Linked DNA regions of Mus musculus: region 1 is linked to region 2. The links are chromatin contacts, found by Hi-C or POLR2A ChIA-PET in ENCODE. All regions are on one chromosome and are shown on one strand. Each heading gives the region's core, a stretch centred on a gene start or an enhancer-like site at or near the end of the contact. The rest is flanking DNA. Distances are from core to core; before and after follow the strand shown.

Region 1 (5,081 bases), core at 1,351-3,850, 240 kb before region 2:
AGGTTTCACTGTTAGCAAGAAGAGAGCATCAGGGTGGAGCCTGTCACCCTATCGTTCTGCCACTCCCACTGCTGGAGCCTGCCGCCTTGCTGTTCCGACGTGGTCACCTGAAGCTGACTCCAGGATGATTTGGCGGGAATGGGCCCTTTCCCCTTCCTTCATAACTCGGTGCACGAAATAGTAAAATTGAGCTTTGATTAGAACCTGGTTGTCTTAGCTCCGTCTCTCTCGCATCGCCTAGCCCCATCTTCTCTTCCAGGTTCCAAGATGCTTCTCAGACTAGAACCCAGACATGTGAGCCGCTGGCCAGCCGCAACAGATCTGGCGACCCAACGCGGGACTGAGAAACAACAGAGGACATTTGGAAGAAGCACTGCTGGTTTGGAGCTCCATAGAAGAAGAAAATAATTAAAGGAAATTCATACCGGAGAAAGTCGGTATGGGCTAAGTTGAAACAGCGTTAAACCTGCACGCTAATTCACTTAGGTTCACCAGTGAGGTTTATTAGGGGCTAGGAACGTAACAGGTGGTTAGCCGTAGCTCCCAGTTAGGCGTGAGAAAAGAAAGGGTTTATTAAAAGGAAATTACTAATCAGGCAGATGGCCGCAGTTAAAAACTGCATCATGCGGGAGGAAAATGTCCCAAAAAGCAGAGAGAAATTTCAGGGGTGCCCTGCTTTGTTCTCTCTGGGCTTTACAGCAGAAGTACTCTGCCCCTTTTGTGTCTTTGTCTAATGTCTGGTGCACCAATCTGTTCATTTGTTCAATTTCATGTATGTTCGTGTCCAGTCTGAATGAATGAATGTTCTATGTTTTATGTTGGATAATAAAGATGGCTAAAAAAAAAAAAACTTTATCTGCAAAGCCGAGAGCGGCCACATGCTTCAACCAGGAAACAGGCACACGGCAAGAGGGCCCCTGCTGGAAAAGCTGTTCCTTATAGGAAAAAAGGAGAGTCTACAGCCTCTTAGTTTTGGGGTAAAAAAGCTGATAAACTTTTTTTTTTTCTTAGAGGGTTCTCTACATTCGTGATTAATGTGTTTGGCAAATGATAAAGTACTTTTTATTCTATGATTATAGCTAGAAAAATTAATGTTCTCTGATTGGTCTAAATGTAACTGCTTCCTTTGTTTTTTTTTTTTTTTAATTGGTAATATGCTCTGAGTGTTTTCACAATCAGCTCATAAGTTATTAGTTAAGATTAATAGTTGTTACATTGGTAACAGATGGTTAGCCTTAAAATTGATAACTCAAGTTTAAAGTCCTTCCAACACGTGGCATAAGGCAGGCCAAGAGGCTGGGTCTCTAAAGATACTTCTAGTTGAGATAATAATTAATGTGATTCTTATCCTAGAAAGTAGAATTAAAGATAAAATTTTAAGTAATGTCTCTTTAATAAAACATTAAAGCTTGCATGTATTCATAGGTATTAATTGGCAGCCAAACTTTGTAATATGATGGTAATGCTTCTAATATTAATTCTATAAGTAATAAATTGTTTTAAAATTGGGTTTTACTTTTCCAAAGTTAATGGCAGAACGCTTGTGAGTGCTCTTAACCACTAAGCCCCCATAAGGTTAAATTCAAAAACAATAAGAACAAAGCCAATTTATGCTAATCTGGATGTACTATGGCTTTAACCCTTGAGGTTGTGTGTGTGTGTGTATGTGTGTGTGTGTGTTTGTATGTACTGACTAGGGGTGGGGGTGGAGTGGGGAGAAGGGGCTGCGTGTGTCAAGGACAATGTGGCAGTTTCCTCTGTCTCATTTTTCCTAACCTCGTATTGCAACAAAGTTCAGTTGTGTTTTTCATCAGCTGGATAACACTATCTTTTGGGGATAGACAGAGATTAAATGAGATAATGCAAGCAAAGGGCACTTGCTAATGTATGAAAATCCCCCAACCTGTTTGAGTGACCACTGAAATGGCCAATAGCACCTTCCTAGGAAACCCTAACCCCACCCCTAGACTCAGCCCTTGGCGCGCTCCCACCTCTCAACCACCCAACTCACCTGGGGGCAGGAAGAGCGTGGCGCGCACCCGGCCCTCGCGCACGGGCACGCGCCGCACCCCGGGAGCCATGAAGTGACGCTCGTGCACCGTCCGCGCCAGCCGCCGCCCGCCATCGGGCTCGTGTCCGTCCAGCACCTCCAGCTCCACCAAGAAGGGCGTCTGCACGTCGCGCTTGATCAGGCGCCAGAAAGGCCGATCGGGCTCCATGGCCCAGAGCAGCCCCATGGGCTCGAGCCCCGAGAAGCTGCCGCCCAGCGCGGGCACGCGCGCCAGGTCCAGCTCGCCGTGGGAGTCCGCGCGGTAGCGCGCGTGGGCTCGGAAGAGCGCGCCCTTCTCGTCGCGCAGGACAGAGCGCAGCGTGACGGGCTGCTCGGGGGCCAGGCCGCGCACGGCGATGCTCAGCGGCTCGTCCCAGCAGCTGCGGCCCGTGGGCTCCACGCTCAGTGTCGCTGCCATTAGGAGCTGGAGGCCTCGGGGAGCGCCACGCGAGTCCGGAGCGGAGCCTGGCCTGCTGTGGAGCCGACCTAGTGCGTCTCTAGGACCCAGACAAGAGAGGAACCATGATCTGTCAGCAATTTGGGCACAGACCGGCCAAAGGTCATGCTTCGGGGCTGAGCCAGGTTATAGGATTCTGCTTCTCGCCACTCCCACGTGGTGTTGTGAAAGTGATTGGTGATGACACACCAAGTGAATGAATCAAGGCAAAGTACGATCCTTCCGTGGATTCAGCAGCTTTATAAAAATACAAAACGGAACCAAGAGCAAGAACTTTGTAATAAATTACAACTTTATACCACTTTAGTCTTAAGATACTCAGCTTACAAAAACTTCCCTGGATGCTACAGCTCCCAGCACAGAAACTAGAATGCACAGTTAAATTGAGAAAGGCAACTGTGTTAAGTTAGGGTTCTCTAAATATGAACATAGCGAACAGGATGGAGACATGCGCAGACAGAGACACGAAGACGTCCCTTCTCCCGTGTCCTTTTGTGTGGCCCAGATTTAGGGCCAAATGATCTGGATTTAGGGCCAAATGATCTGGACTTAGGGTGAGTCTCCCACCTCAAAATAATCCAACCAAGAAAAATCCTTCACAGGCAATCCCAGCTGCTTGGGGTTTAGTTGACTCCAGATGTGGTTAAATTGACAGCCAAGATTAATTAGTGGGCAACATCCTCTCCTGGCCCCAAAGCCCAGATTCAATGAGATGCAAATGGCTCTCTGGTACAGGATGAAGAGGCCACAGAGGTGGTTGCTCGACCCCGTTTTACTAGGGGTGCTATTAAGGGCGGCTTGAACGTTCTAGGGGCCGAGCAGGTGTCAAGGGTGCCATAGAAAGTTCTCTGAGAAGTTGGCTTCATCCAAGGTCCAGTGTTGTCCAATGGGCTGATAAAATGGTGCAGGGAGTGGCTCAGCAGGTAAGAGCACTGACTGCTCTTCTGAAAGTCCTGAGTTCAAATCCCAGCAACCACATGGTGGCTCGCAACCATCCGTAATGAGAACCGATGCCCTCTTCTGCTGCGTTTGAAGACAGCTACAGTGTACTTACGTATAATAATAAATAAATCTTTCGTTCAGAGTGAGCAGGGACTGAGTGAGTATAGTTGTCCAGAGCGAGCAGAGGTCTTTAAATTCAATTCCCAACAACCACATGAAGGCTCACAACCATCTGTACAGCTACAGTGTACTCACATACATAAAATAAATCTTTTTTAGAAATGGTGCAGCCTAAGATGCAGATATATGAGTGCTTGTGGAGCCATCTGGCTGGGGTTTAGGATGCTGTTGGCATGCCACTAGATACACATAAGGCAGGCGTTCAAACTGAACCTTCCAGAAGGAAGAGTGCAAAGGTGAGGAAGGCCCTGACTGCCAACTGAGGCGATGTTCTGTCCCTTGGTCAACGTAAAGTAAAATATGAGCAGGGACTTTGTGAATTATATTGCTAAGAAGGTTGTTATCAGCAATTTTAACATGATGTTTAAATGACAATTTTTTCAAAAGGAGAGGTGCTGATTTCACTTTATTGTTATATGTCCACAGCCCAGAATCGGGACAAGAAGAATTTTTCTGTGGAACAGTTACATGCTTTCAAGTCAGGTTTTCTTCCCTACAGCTTCCTTGTATATTAGATATAGCAGTAGTTACATCATAGTGTTTTGAGAACTGGATGTACCAGGAATAGAGTAAATATCACATAAATGGTAGCTATAATTTTCATAAAACTTCATAATCTAATATCTTAGCTATTTTTTAAGCTTAAAATTAAAACTTTTTTAAAATATTTTTTTATTACGTATTTTCCTCAATTACATTTCCAATGCTATCCCAAAAGTCCCCCACACTCCCCTACCCACCCATTCCCACCTTTTTGGCCCTGGCGTTCCCCTGTACTGGGGCATATAAAGTTTACCTGTCCAATGGGCCTCTCTTTCCAGTGATGGCCGACTAGGCCATCTTTTGATACATATGCAGCTAGAGTCAAGAGCTCCGGGGTACTGGTTAGTTCATAATGTTGTTGCACCTACAGGGTTGCAGATCTCTTTAGCTCCTTGAGTACTTTCTCTAGCTCCTCCATTGGGGACCCTGTGATCTATCCAATAGCTGACTGTGAGCATCCACTTCTGTGTTTGCTAGGCCCCGGCCTAGTCTCACAAAAGACAGCTATATCAGGGTCCTTTCAGCAAACGCTTGCTAGTGTATGCAATGGTATCATCGTTTGGAGGCTAATTATGGGATGGATCCCTGGATATGGCAGTCTCTAGATGGTCCATCCTTTTGTCTCAGCTCCAAACTTTGTCTCTGTAACTCCTTCCATGGGTGATTGTTTCCAATTCTAAGAAGGGGCAAAGTGTCCACACTTTGGTCTTCGTTCTTCTTCAGATATCTTAGCTATTTTAATGCACGTATTTGCAATTATTTCTCAGGAAGAATAGCTAGCTGTTATAAAGAATTAGTGGCTTGGATATGTTGGCAGCTAATAAGCAGCCATTCTGGGGTTCCAACCTAAATGATTTACGATTGTCATCATCATTAAATCCTCCTCATCATATCTAATGAGCATATATC
Region 2 (4,951 bases), core at 669-3,168:
AAGAGGGAATTGGGATCCCATGGTAGTAGTTACTGTTTGCTGTGAGCATTTATGTAGATGCTTGGAATTCTGTCTTAATAGAGTATAAAGCAACCAGGGTATTGTTAAACCGTCATCTGTCAGAATGTATTAGATTTGAATATGGGAAAGTGCATGAGTTAAAGAATGAGAAGGCTTCTGAGCTCTCAGCTCTGTGAACTCAGGATATTTGAAGGTCACTAATGAGGTCTAAGGTCTTTTACTTTGGTTTTCTTGAGCTGAGACAGACAAGACAGTTGTTGGTCCATCAGTGGCTCCTGGCAACACTGCTCCATCCCCATCCTCTCCCACCTCTCCCACTCCGGATGGCACTGCATCTTCAGAGATGAACAATCCCCATGCTATCCCACGCCGGCATGCACCAATTGAACAGCTTGCTCGTCAAGGCTCTTTCCGGGGATTTCCTGCTCTTAGCCAGAAGATGTCACCCTTTAAACGCCAGCTGTCCCTACGCATCAATGAGTTGCCTTCCACTATGCAGAGGAAGACCGATTTCCCAATAAAAAACACAGGTACTGTGCTCTAGCTCCGTCAGAAGCAACACAAATCCCTTTAAGTTAGTCATGCCTGTCTCTCTGAAACTATTATAGTGCGTGTCATTTCATATGAGCACAAACTAGGGTCATGAGTAGTTAATTTCTCTTCCATCAGTAGTGACAGTGGAATTTCTAGCCTGAACTACAAGGTCCGTGGTTTGTCCTGACACGGGTGTACTCTCTCTCAGCTAGCCTATTTCTTTACATAAAAAGTTCCAAATTTCCATTCTTTCTGTGCTCATAGGACCCCAGAGAATTAAATAGGCTTTAGAAACATTTACAGGTTAATAGCAGCACTGTCAAAGGAACAGAAGAAATGGGTAAGTGTCCCTTGTATATGTGAGAGGTTGGCTTCCTGGGGAAGAAACTCTAAATGGCTCTTATACAAATCTAAGGTCTAATGTTCATCAGGAGCAGGTGGCCGCTCATTTATTCATGGCTGCTGTGTATCCTCAGTTCAGCTGAGCCAATCTGTAAGCTCTATCCTTATCATACGCGCTACAGCTAAAATGTTAGATCTGGTTGGTGCTTTTACTGGCCCTATCTATTACCCTTCCCTCTGAGACGAGACATGCTGTCTCCATAACTGACCAGGAGGAAGCTCTGGCTCAGTAGACACTCCTGACAACACTGTACAAGCGCAGAGAAGACAGGCCTGTGCGCAGTAGAACTCGGCTTAGAGAACAGTTGGAGTTAGGTGATGATGGCAAGGCTCTCAGCTCTCAGCACCCTCAAAACAACTGTAGGTGCTTCAAGTACCTCGTTGCAGTCTCCCTCTGGGGCAGATGCAGCACAGAATCTTTCTCTCTTCACAGATGAGCAAAGGTTCAGTACACATAAACTGTTTGCTCAGAAATGAGGAAATGTTCTCAGAGCCCTGTCCTGCCTCCTCCATCCCCTCTCCCCCCAGAATCTCAAAGTCTTTAGCATCCTACATTTCAGCTCTAGAATTGATTGGGTTGTAGCTTCTGGGAACTGGTTGAAAGTTAAAATAGGTTGCAGAGATCTTCCAGAAAGACCCAGCTATACAAAAAAGCCTCACATTAAAAAAAAAAAAAAAAAACCACCAAATTCCCAACAAAGTCTCAAAGAGAGATAGATTAGGGATTTGCAGAGAAAGATGATCTTAGTGCATGAGTTACTGATGTTTTCTACTTTCCTGTCTGAAAGTTGAGGTATTAATTTACTGAAGCTGATTGTGTAGCCTGACAGTTGAGACTTGTCCTTCGGCAAGGGAAAGAGCTAAAGTGAGAACTGGCAGCCCACACTGTACCGTCATATTTCAGGACTCCTCTCTTTCCTGTCTGGAACCATTTCCTTTTGCCTTGCAGTGCCCGAGGTGGAAGGAGAGGCCGAGAGCATCAGCTCCTTGTGTTCCCAGATCACCAGTGCCTTCAGCACGCCCTCTGAGGACCCCTTCTCCTCCGCCCCAATGACCAAACCAGTGACATTGGTGGCACCACAGTCTCCTGTGTTACAAGGTAGGTGACCTCTGACCTCAGTTTTTCTCTTTAAAACTAATCCTGTGAGCATGCTTCTCCTGAACTGAAGTTGGCATCCTGAGCTTGCCAGCATCCCTCGTTTCCCTGTCAGTCACATCTTTGGGCTTTTGTTCTCTTGTCTAAGCTGTCCGCTTTTCATCATTTGGCATGAATTCATCTGTCTACGCATCCGAGAAAGTCTCTGTAGCCTCCACTCACTGCTTTATTTGCCTCTTGACCTACGGAACAGAACAGCTGTCAAGATTGGTTTAAGCTCTGTGATTCTCCACCAAGGACAATTTGGCCACCTCAGGGAAGATTTGGTATTCATTGTATGGAGACATTTTGGGATTATTATAGCATTCGAAGTACTGCCAAAAATCCTTCAACATGCAAGACAGCACCTACAACAAATTACCATCCATCCCAAAATGCCAGTGGTGTTAACATTGAGACCTAGACCTACCTTCTCTCTACTGAGATTCATAAAGTAGAAGCCTCTCTTCTGGCTCACTGGTTCATTCTGTGGTCTCTAAATTGGCTTTTGTGACAATAGAGTTACTTCAGGGTTGGAGTTGGTGCCATTCCCCCTAACCCCCAGTATGCTAAATTAAATTCCCAGCTCACAGGTCAGTGAATCAGTGGCTCTGACAATTGCCCATTCCCATGTCTTTTGAGAACTTTTCAAGTAGAAAGGGCTGCACTACAGGACAGTGCTGTTACCCCTGGAAGAAGCTGCCATAACTCTTTGTTTTGCTTCTGGGTCTCAATCTTTTGACATACTTATAGTCATGTGTCCTTTGTATCATCGCACAGCTTTCCTTCTCATCTAACAGACATTTGTAGTACTAGAAAAAGTAAACTTGATAAACAGTGCCTGACACACTGGGAAATGCTCACATGTTGTCTTATTTAATCTTCAAATAGTTCTTTAAGGTAACCATTACAAAGAAGACTGAGGCTCGGATAGGCTGAGTGAATTGTGCAAGCTGTGCAGCTGGGATTTAAATTCAGATCTTCCTGCCCCACTTACATCCCACTGCCGTCTGCTTGTAGGGCACTGGTTATAGAACCTGAACGGAGCGATGTCCTTTGTCTTTAGGGGGCTTCCAGTCTCTAGCTGTTGTAGTTTTGTTGTTGTTTCATAGCCCCAGGTAAACAATACCAATACCCTGACCCAGTGTGGTTGTCCAGTGCTAAAGGGACATCATCCATGCTAAACATGATGGAAAGCTGGAATATAGACTAGAGACTGATAAAGGAAGAGGCCTGAGGAGATGAGGAGAGGAAGCCCAGCTCTCTGGATATTATGAATATTACATGGGGAAAAGACAGAGATAGCAGCAAATGGCAAATGTATTAAAGTAAATGGAAACACATATCATATGATTTTTTTTTTTTACTAGTTGTATAGGCAAACTGTAGACCCTTCATTCATGGCCTCCATTTCTGAAGTTTCAATTGCCTGTGGTTAATTACTATCTCAAAACATTAAATAGAAAATTCCAGAAACAAAAAATTCATGTTTTAAATAAGTTTATTATAATATGTTCTTACAGTAATTATTAGCCTCTCGGTGTACCAAGCTTATAAATTAAGCTTTATCCTAGGTTTGAATGCATAGGTAAAAACACAGTATTATACCGGGAGCTATCTGGCTTTAGGCATCTGTAGAACACATTGGAACTCCTTCCCTAATCCCAGATTTATGAGACTTTAGAAAGAGTTGAATTTGGTGTATATAAAATAGTGTTATCTTGATGCTGAGAACATACTAAGAAATTATTATACTTAACCCATTGTTATTGTTGGCCTGATTTGATCTTTTAGAAAAGTGTAGAACAAGATGCTTTATCTACTTAATTTTAAGCCAAAGCCTAGTTGCTAAATAATCAATTTAATATGAAATTGTATTTATTAGGCTTCATTTTGTCTCTCATATACACATTTTCAAAGAACAGTCATTTATCAGTACAGTTATTTGATACGGTCTCTGTTTTTGTGAAAAGGTATGTATATCCACTGCAGGATTGCATGAGCATCCCCGCACCAACTGCTCTGTCTTGTCTGTTCCAATATTGTACGTTGGCCTGACTGACCCATCTCGTGTAGCTTGGACACCCTGCATGAATTAACTCCATCCATGTTGTCTGCTCCATTGTAGCTAATGGCACTGACTCAGCCTCCCATGTGCTTACTGCTAAGCCAGCCAATACTGCTCTAGCACACGTAGCAATGCCTGTCCGTGAAACCAACCCCTGGGCCCATGTCCCTGATGCTGCTAACAAGGAAATTGCAGCCATACATCCGGGTAAGGTGGCCAGAGATGTTGAAATAGATTTTGGGAGCAAGTTCTAAAAAATGGCCAGCTACCTGAATGAGGACTACTATGAAAACTATATTCTTTCCTAGACAGAAGTGGCTGTGAGAAATAACTGGGAATAAAAGGATTAGATGGACTGTTCTCAGGACTGTGGGACTTGGCTGCCATAGAATTCTAATAAGCCACTGGATTTAGGCACACAGCTGCCTATGGTAAAGGTACCATGCACTGCAGGTTCATCTAAAGCGCCACAGAGAGCGTGTCCAGACTTTTTGGTATCTTTACTAGCTTTTCTGGGATGGTTTGGAGCTAGAGACCTGCCTGCCTGTGCCTCTGAGTGCTGAGATTAGAGGTTTACTCCACTGCTGTTGGCGTTTGAAGTGTTGGGGGGTGGGGGGAGAATAGTTTTTTAATTATTCATGGTTTTGGTTTTGAGGTTTTTGGTTTGGGGTTTTTTGGTTGGTTGGTTGGTTGGTTGGTTGGTTGGTTGGTTTGGTTTTTCGAGACAGGGTTTCTCTGTGTAGCCCTGGCTGTCCTGGAACTCACTCTGTAGACCAGGCTGGCCTTCAACT

Evidence for each region. Hi-C counts contacts between places; a loop is a spot of excess contacts on that map. ChIA-PET counts read pairs that join two places held with the same protein, here RNA polymerase II (POLR2A).
Region 1: a loop to region 2 is called in a map of heart, with 2.1 times the contacts of the local background. The contact joins the promoter of Acot4 here to the enhancer-like site in region 2. A Hi-C loop is called at or near these places in 1 of 37 maps with a recorded cell type or tissue (heart). POLR2A ChIA-PET finds 5 or more read pairs at or near these places in 1 of 5 experiments (embryonic stem cell).

What each region holds. Positions count from the first base shown.
Region 1 is chr12:84,035,898-84,040,978 of GRCm38, reverse strand. It overlaps Acot4 (acyl-CoA thioesterase 4), which reads right to left and starts at 2,600. Exons shown (of 3, transcript NM_134247.3): 1 at 2,012-2,600. The coding sequence starts at 2,468. All of the region lies in intron 1 of Gm40474 (a long non-coding RNA gene), which reads left to right.
Region 2 is chr12:83,796,613-83,801,563 of GRCm38, reverse strand. It overlaps Numb (NUMB endocytic adaptor protein), which reads left to right. Exons shown (of 10, transcript NM_001136075.2): 7 at 258-551; 8 at 1,907-2,056; 9 at 4,221-4,367. Among named protein-coding and RNA genes, the nearest start is that of Gm46367, 23 kb to the left of the region's middle. Within about 2 kb of position 1,918, at least 1 of the 3 ENCODE cell types and tissues checked has a DNase peak (open chromatin) inside an H3K27ac peak, as active enhancers do.